Linked DNA regions of Mus musculus: region 2 is linked to region 1. A link is a loop called in an ENCODE intact Hi-C map of the cell type or tissue named here. Cell type or tissue: left cerebral cortex. All regions are shown on one strand. Links, peaks and the distances in the headings refer to the core of each region. The heading gives the core; the rest is flanking DNA.

Region 1 (4,383 bases), core at 272-4,271:
CTTTGCTACATGCCCTCAGTAGTTCCTGCTGGGAAATGGTACGCATGGAGGGATGCCCTGCCTAGTTTTTAATGTCAGGTTAACACTAGCTAGAGTCATTCGAGAAATGGGAACCTCAGTTGAGAAGATACACCCACCACATTGGCATGTGGGAAATGCCTGTGGGGCATTTTCTTGAGGAATGATTGACGAGGAAGGGTCCAGCCCACTGTGGTGGTGCCATCTATGGCTCAGTGGTCCTGGATGGTATAACAGAGCAGGCTGAACAAACCACCAAAGGGAAGCGGCAGGGAGCAAGCCAGTAAGCAGTGCTCCTCCATGGCCTCAACATCAGTTCTTGTCTCCAGGTTCCTGATTTGAGCTCTTGCTCTGACTTCCCTGGATGAGGAACTAGAGGATGTAAGTTTAAATAAACGCTTTTCTCCTGAAGTTGCTTTTGGTCATGGTGTTTTGTCATAGCGATACAAACCCTAGCTAAGACAGGGAACATCTACAGCGGTAGTTGGCAGAAGCATCGTGTAAGGCATTTTCTCAATTAGTGAGCAAGGGTTCTATAAGAAAGCAAGCTGAGCAAGCCAGGGAAAGCAAGCCAGTAAGGAGCATCCCTCCATGGCCTCTGCATCAGCTCCTGCTTCCTGACCTGTTTGAGTTCCAGCCCTGACTTCTTTTGGTGATGAACAGCAACGTGGAAGTAAAAGTTGAATAAATCCTTTCCTCCCTAACTTGCTACTTGGTCATGATGTTTGTGTGGGAATAGAAATTCTGACTAAGAAATGATGCATTCAGGAGACAGACGAATCTCTCAGTTAGTTCCAGGCCAGCCTGGTCTACAGCCAAGGCTACACACACACACACACACACACAAACCCTGTCTCAAACAAACAAATAAACAAACTATATTCTATGTGTATTGATGTTTTACATACATGCATGTGTGTGCACCACTCATGTGCCTGGTGTCTTCTGGGGCCAGAGAGGGCATCAGAACCTCAGGGACTGGAGTTACAGATGGTTATGAGCCACCATGTAGGTGCTGGGAATCAAACCTGGGTCCTCTAGAAGAGCAGCCAGTGCTCTTAACTGCCAATCAATCTCTCTAGTCCATCTTCATTTTGATATATTTTATTTAATCTAACATATTCAAAATATTTTAACATGCAGCCAATATAAAATGCCAGGGCTGGAGAGACGACTCTGTGGGTAAAGTTTTGACCCCAGAATGCACATAAAAATACACAAATACTTGATAAAAACATTAATGACAGTAACTTTTATGGGGTTTGTTGTGGTGGTGCACATGTGAAATTCCAGCAATGGTAAGATGGGAGTTGGAGCTCAGCAAGCCCATGGGAGATCACTGGCAAGCTAGCCTAGGCTAGTTCCAGGCCAAAGAGGGACCCTGTCTCTGAAAATAAGAAGCAGCTAAGAACCGACAGCTACAGCTGTGTTTTTTGATCTCCAAGTGCATGGGCACCTCCGCCACATACATAGGGCTGGAGAGGTGACTCAGCAGTTAAGAGTTCTTACTGCACAATGATCCCAGTGCCCACCTAACACACCGTTCACATCTGTAACCTCAGCTCCAAGAGGGAATGGAGACAGGATTGCTGGCCATTGCTGAATTCTAGCCTAGAAGAGAAAATCTGAGTCCCAGGTTCAGGGAGAGACTCTGTCTCAAAGGAAGAGGTGGTGAGAGCAAGAGAGTATTTGATACCCTTTTCTGTCACACAAGCACGCGCGCGCACACACGCACACATACAAACACACACCACTTGCTAATAAATTTTGGTTATTAACTTTCTGGGACATAGGGTCTGCATGAGCAGCAGCTTGTGTCGCACAGCTAACTATAGGAGAGTTAGTTAGGAGCGTCATGGGCATGGAGACACAAACAGAGTGGATGTGGGATCTGGGACAGGATGCCACTGACACACTCCAGCCAGGAAGAGGGGCAGAAAGGGTGGGGTGAGGGGCCCTGCCAAGCCAGAGGTCACTAGAGTTGCCTGATGTGTCAGAGAATATTATTACCTTTCCCTTTCCTTAGTCTGTCCTGTGTGGAGCATCTCAGACTGTGCCCAGAGTCCATTGGAATCAGGCCTTGCCTCCAGGGAGTCTCTCTCTGTTCTGAGTCCTGACACAAAGTTAAGTCCACACAGCTTAGGATATCTGCTAAGCTCAGGGTGAGGGGTCATAACACCCTCCTAAAGTGACCATGCCATGCTTCTCTGCTCTGCACACCACCCTCCCAGTATTGGAAATTGAACCCAGGACCTTGTATTGTGTGTTTACAAACAAGCACCTTACCACTAAGCCAGATTGCTAACCCTTAAAAAAAAAGAAAAAAGAAAAAAAATTAGGACAGGGTCTTAAGTTGCTCAGACTAGCCTTGAACTCTGAAGGCCTAAAATATTTTATTTTTGAGACAGGGTTTCTGTATAGTCTTGGCCTGGTCTGCCTTCCCAGTGCTGAGATTCAAGGTGTGTATCACCCACCATATCCACCTAGCCTCGAACTTTTGATCCTTTCTCCTGTGAGCACCACGATGCCCCACGGTCTTTGCTGTCTACTCTCTTTAACTCGCCTAAAAGCACGCAAGAAGTCTACACCCTCCTCGCAGTCTCATGCCTTCATCTCCTCTCAATTCAGGAGCTTTCACAAATGGCTAAACTAAACTGGCTGACCTTCCTCTGCCCCCAAGCAGGGCCACGGGAGGTCCCTGTTGCGCACATGCGACTGCCGCTCGCTACCACACGGGGGCGCGGTGGCAAGCCACATCCCCCTAATGCCACTCAGAGGCCAGTCCCCGGTTGGATGCTTGGCTTCCCGTCTTGTTCAGGCTGAGGTGGCCTCTCCAGACCGAAATCAAGCACAGCTCCTAAAGCTCTCCCCGTCACCTGCAGCTCACGGATCCCTGATATGTCCCTCCCGGGGGCTGGTCCTGTATACCCGGAAATGTAGGCACACGGTCCACACTTTTTTCCTGTTTTTCTGTCTTCAGACCCCTCCAGGACCTAACCAAGGTCTCGGAGTAGTCAGAAACCGACCTTCTCTCGAGGTCTTCAGAGCCCCCACTCCCCAATCCCGAGGCTCTTTATCTAGTCAAGGAGAGCGCACATCTGGCCCTCCCATCCACTGCAGGCCTATCTGAGCGTCCCCCACGGGAACTGAAACTCGGAAGTGAGGAGCACTTTGCGCTTCCACCGGGTGAGAAGGCGGAGCACAGCCCAGCACATTCCTATGGACCATCACCCATACTCAGGATTATGGTTTTCCCGGGCCCAGGAACTCCTGCATCCTGCTAGGATCTTGTCCTCCGCCTCCGGGCGGACGCTGGCACACAGCGGGCGCAAGGCTTGCACCGACCTGCAATGAAGGCGCAGCGCGAGGACATTTGGGATTGACTAACTTTGGGGCGCTAAGGTTTCAGGGAGATGTTTGAGAACAGTCAGCGCAAGACGGGGATTGGAGGGCTGGGAAAGGGTTTTCAGAAGGTTTGCACGAGAAAGGAAGAGGCCTGGCACTGCACGCGGAGAGACAGTTGGCGAGGCCAAAGGGGCGGAGCCAGCGGACGGGATTTGCGCCGCCGCCTGGGCAGCTTGCGCCCAGGAAGCGAGGTTGCCAGGACAACGCGTTCTGGGCGGGGCGACTTCGGGGTGGAGTCTGAGCTCAAGAGAGGGTAGAAGGGGCGTGGCCTCAAAGTCTGAGCCAAAAGCCAGGTTGTGATTGGTGAATACTTATCGCTCTGGGCGGGAACGGCGTGGCGGCTGGGGCTGGGCCTCAAAGAGGGCGTGGCCGTGCGGGGGCGGGTCCTGAGAGCTAGGGCTGGAGGCGGAGACGTGGTTGGCGGGTCCGCGTGCCCGGGGCGGGGTCGAGCCAGCGGGGGCGGAGCCGAGCGGCGGGGGCGGTGCTGGTGAGCGCGGGGCCTGGGGCCGAGGCGGCGCGCAGCGCTGACAGCTAGTCGGTCGCAGCCTCCGGCCCCCTCTGCACCGGCGCCGACCACGAGCCATGAGCCCCGGGCTGCTGCTGCTCGGCAGCGCCGTCCTGCTCGCCTTCGGCCTCTGCTGCACCTTCGTGCATCGCGCTCGCAGCCGCTATGAGCACATCCCCGGGCCGCCGCGGCCCAGGTGAGCGGGGGGTGGGGGCGGGGGCCTGGCTGGGGCTCTCGATCGCGGGGTCTGGGGACCGCGTCAGAGCCAGCGCCCAGGACGGGGGTCCAGCCTCGTCTTGTACGCACGGCCAGCCCGGAGACGCAGGCCCGGAGAGGGGCGCTAACTATTCTTAGTAACAAATTACTCACAGCCGCAGCAGCTGCTGGGCGCCCACCGCGCTTGGCTGGGCCGCACAAATGTGTCGGCAGCTACAGTCCTGTCAGGTAAGCGCTGC
Region 2 (4,383 bases), core at 162-4,161, 54 kb before region 1:
CACCCCTAGCCCAAGACCGTGGAGCCTTGCCAGCCTTATCTCAGGGCCAGATCTCTCTCCCTTCTTCCCCTGACGTGGTGGGAGCCGAGGACCTGCCCTTTTCCCAGAGCAGTTCTCCGAGCCCTTCCCTTCCGCGCACTACACCGCTAAATCCCTGGGATTGGAAGAACATGCAGTTCGCTAGGTGGAAACCCCTGAGAAAGGCGAGGGAAGGTCTTCCACCCTGGCCAGATAGCTGGGGTCCATAGGTACTCAGCGACCGCAGAACCTTCTTCCCTCGCCCCGCATCGCTGCGGAGCATACGGATCTTCCCACACCTATAAATCCCGTCCCCTAAGCGCATTTAACAGCGCTTCTGCAGCCAGCGGGCCGAGGGAAGGATGCGTTTCCCCTGGACCTACAAGGAGATAACCCACTCTGCGCGCGCACAAACCGGGGTAAGCTACCCGGGCCTGGAGCGCGTGCCCGCGCAGCAGCTGACATCCCCCTTTTACAGTTACTCAGCCGTTTACTAAACCACCTCATGTGCCCTCTTACACCTTCCCCATCCCGGGGGAATTCTACCGGGACAAGAGGCCACTGCTCTCTGAGGGCACTTGGCATTCTTGGGAGGAGGGAGAGAGTACAACGTGAGAAGAATCGGTGAGGCTGTCTGCAGCGCTATGCGGGGAATTCAATTGCCTTAGATCTGTGTTCTGGGAGGGACCTAGGAGCTAGGACCTAAACCTGAGTGACAAGGACAAAGGTAAGCCTGGAGGCCGGACAGGTGAAAGGAACAGCAAGTGGAATGGCCTTAGGGTTGGCTTGTTAGTGGCCGGTTCGAAGGGGAGGAGGGGCCGGCGAGATGGCTCCGCAGGTAAAGGAGTGTGAAGCCCAGCCTGACAACCTAAATTAATTCCCAGGACACAGTGATGGAAGGAGAGACCTTACTCCCTCACGTTGTCCTCTGACCTCCAGAGTGGGCAGTAGCTTACATAAACACTCACACAGAAAGAATGAAATGTAATAATATATTAAAAAAAAAAAAAAAACAAGAAAGGGTGCCGTAGATGGTGCGGGACATTAATCCTAGAGTTTGAAGGCAGAGGCAGGGGTAATATCTGAATTCCAGGCCAGTGAGCTACAGAGAGTCTGTCTAAAAAAAAGAAAAAAGAAAAAAGAAAAAGAGAAGAAAAGAAAGGAAAGGATGAAATATGAGGTCTGAGCTCAAAAGGCAGGCCCATGTGTGACCTGAAGCTGGAGTCTTGGCTGTCTTGGCTCCCATTGGTAAAGGGCTGGGAACCACACAGGTTGAGCTAATTCAGTCCTCCTTCCCCCTCCCTCCTGGTAAATGAGCCGACGGTCGAAAGGGGTAGGAAGAAGATGAGCCCCGGGGGATGCCGAGGCTGGCCACGTGCACTCAGCACCAGGGAGTCAGCTGAGTAGAGGGGCCTGGTGCTCTGCAGACCCAGCACAGCACACTTTCAAAAGGAGGGGACTTAGGGTCCGCACCTGGGGGAGGCTGCAGATCTGCTTTCAACCCCCAAGTCGCAGCAGCAGGCTCCCTGGAGGATCCCCACAGAGCGGAGACTGAGTGGGTTAAGGAGTTACTCCATTGAGACTGCAGGGGGGAGGGGCGCGGTGAGCAGAGCACACACCAAGGGAACACTTCGGCTCACCAGGGAAATTGCTGAGACAATTCAATTTGTACTGAGCTCTGTGGCTGCCTTGTGTCTCCTTGTGGTGTTCCTATGGCCTGCAGCCTCTGCCTTCGGGTCCTCCAGGGTGACAGCTTCAGTGGAGAAAAAAGGAAACCTTCATCCAAGCGGTGATTCAAATCACCTACACACTACGGGGCCAGCGGAGCCTGGTGAGGGGGGGCTCAGTGGGGGTGTAGGAGTGGGAGGAGACTGTTAACCACCATCCTTTCCCTGGAACTCTGAGAGCCAACGATAACAACAGCAGTAATAATAGCATGAATGACAAGTTCCCCATAGCTACATGAATAGGGTACCCTCCCCTTCTGTTAACCTGCCCCACCTAGGGCCTGGAGTACCTCCTTAGTGCTGGACTAACTAACCAGGAGTAAGTTGGCCAGTTACCCATGGGAGGGAGGTGTAGGAGGAGGGTGTGACTGGGATGTCAGGAGAAGGTAACCAAATACCTTCCCCAGCCCTCCTCCTGTGAGGCCCAGTGTTGAGGGTCACAGCTGCTGCAGGAGTCGGTAGCAATGGCTGTCAGGCTCAGAGGGCAGTCCCACAACATAGGGGTTCGCTTAGGTGCTAAGTTCCAGGCTCCGCATGCAGCCTTTGAGACCGGCTGTGGATATCCCTATGACAGCTGCCAGCTGCTCCTGCCATCCAGCCCTGCAGCTTCCAGATGCTCTGCGTGCCAGGCCTCGGGTGCTACCTCAAGCCTCAAATCTACAAAATCTACAAGTAGCAGTCCAACACACACACACACACACACACACACACACACACTCGGGCACTGCAGCGATCCGAGACCCAGCTCTGGTGTCTGAATATTTCATGCTGCGGTGGGGGGGTAGGGTGTTGGGGGGGGGGGCAGGACGAATGTGGCAAAGCCCTTAATTGTTAATGTGGCTTCTGCTGGCTCCAGGCCCAGCACTCCCGGCCCCTCCTGTTGGAAATGGCAGAAATGGCAACAATGGATGGTAATGACTCCTCAAGCCCCTCAGGTCTTTACGCCCTGCCCTGTGTGAGGCTGCTGCACAGAGATGTCCAGTGTCCTGCTTGCTTACCACACACGCCCCAGTTCTCGCTCAGTGTAGGACCTGGGAGCCAGGTGAGCAAATACTGAAGGAGAGAACAATGGCCTTGCATCTCTGGTCTCACGCCACAGTGTGTCCCCAGGCAGTCACAGACACACCTTGTCCCCTCAGCTTCTAGATCTGTAGCTAAACTTGGGATCATTCATTCCTTCTACAAAACGGGAGAGCCTCAAAGCACACCAGGCTCCAACCCTAGGCCATTGGATGACGTAGGCGGGCACTGCTTGCCTAGGGAAAGGTTGGGGTAGAAGGAGGAGAGCTGGTGAGTGTTCCAGACTCTTGCCTATGAGACTTTGCAAACCTATGCAGTGAGCTGGGTCCTGGGTCCTAAGCAAGGTCTCCCCCGACACCAGGAGGCATCCATCTTGGCCTCTCAGTTGCCGAGAACCTGTATCAGCAAGTCAGGGCCCCAAGGCAGCAAGGGGACAGATGAACCCCAAAGGTCTCAGCCCCGAGAAGCTCATGTAGTGAAACCCCCAACCAGTACCCCAGAGCAAAGACGCCCGAATATCTGGGGGAGCTCAGTAAAGAGGACTGGGGTACTCTAGATGGCCACGTTCTCTGGCCAGACTGGAAGGAGGCACACTCATTTATGTGGGACAAAGAGGCCTGGCTTTAGAGCACTGGTTCTCAACCTGTGGGTCCCAACCCCCTTGGGGGCCTAGTGGCTTGTTCACAGGAGTCACCTAAGACCATCAGAAAATATAGGTATTTACACTATGATTCATAACGGCAGCAAAACTAGAGTTATGAAGTAGCAATAAAAATAATGTTTATGGTTGAGGGTCACCACAGCACAGCGAGCTGTATTAAAGGGTCACAGCGTCAGGAAGGTTGAGAGCCCCTGCTTTAGAGAGCTTCCCCTAAAGATCCTCAGATTCCCTCAAGTGGTCCCCAAATATGTTGCCTAGGATGTAAGTATCTAGGGACGGTGGGACCTGGAGTTGGTGGTGTTGGCTGCCGTCTCTCCATCAGATTCCCTTGTTTATTGCTCCATAGCCAGCATCGCTGCGACATGGGAGAAAGTAATTGATGATGATGATGACAAAAAAACAACAACAAAAAAAAAGCCAGGCATGATGGCACATGCCTTTAATCCCAGCACTTGGGAGGCAGAGGCAGGCGGATTTCTGAGTTCAAGGCCAGCCTGGTCTACAAAGTGAGTTCCAGGACAGCTAGGGCTATACAGAGAAACCCTGTCTCGAAAGAAAAAAAAAAAACCTCCCTGGGCTCATGGACATAGGACCCCACAGGAAAGGCCAGCACAGCAGAGAGTAAACATTTTATACATGTTGCAGAATTTCAGAGCATCAGGGGGCAAAGAGATCCTGGAAATAGGGAGGGGATGGGAAATTGGGGAGAATCGCAGTGTCAAGAGTCAGAATGAAGCCAGGTGTGGTGGTGCACGCCTTTAATCCCAGCACTTGGGAGGCAGAGGCAGGCAGATTTCTGAGTTTGAGGCCAGCCTGGTCTACAGAATGAGTTCCAGGAGAGCCAGGGCTACAGAGAAACCCTGTCTGGAAAAACCAAACAAACAAAAGAGTCAGAATGACAGGATCCTGCAGCCAGCTCCACAAGTTACAAGAAGCCAGGCTAATGGGATCCTCAGC

Evidence for each region. A loop is a pair of places that touch in the nucleus more often than their neighbours do. Peaks named below come from ENCODE experiments on the same cell type or tissue, not always from the same donor. Only the 100,000 strongest peaks of a DNase experiment are listed, where the experiment ranks them.
Region 2: a loop joins it to region 1, with 2.3 times the contacts of the local background. A loop is called at or near these places in 2 of 42 quality-filtered maps.

Annotation. Positions count from the first base shown.
Region 1 is chr12:108,330,441-108,334,823 of GRCm38, forward strand. Cyp46a1 (cytochrome P450, family 46, subfamily a, polypeptide 1) reads left to right here and starts at 3,876. Exons shown (of 15, transcript NM_010010.2): 1 at 3,876-4,124. The coding sequence starts at 4,006. In left cerebral cortex, for the core only: a CTCF peak has its summit at 2,740 (motif pointing right); DNase peaks (open chromatin) are centred at 2,777 and 3,724; H3K4me3 peaks cover 1,290 bases; H3K27ac peaks cover 1,538 bases.
Region 2 is chr12:108,276,113-108,280,495 of GRCm38, forward strand. It overlaps a transcript of Ccdc85c not described here. Among named protein-coding and RNA genes, the nearest start is that of Ccdc85c, 2.9 kb to the left of the region's middle. In left cerebral cortex, for the core only: a CTCF peak has its summit at 1,712; DNase peaks (open chromatin) are centred at 439 and 1,721; H3K4me3 peaks cover 798 bases; H3K27ac peaks cover 672 bases.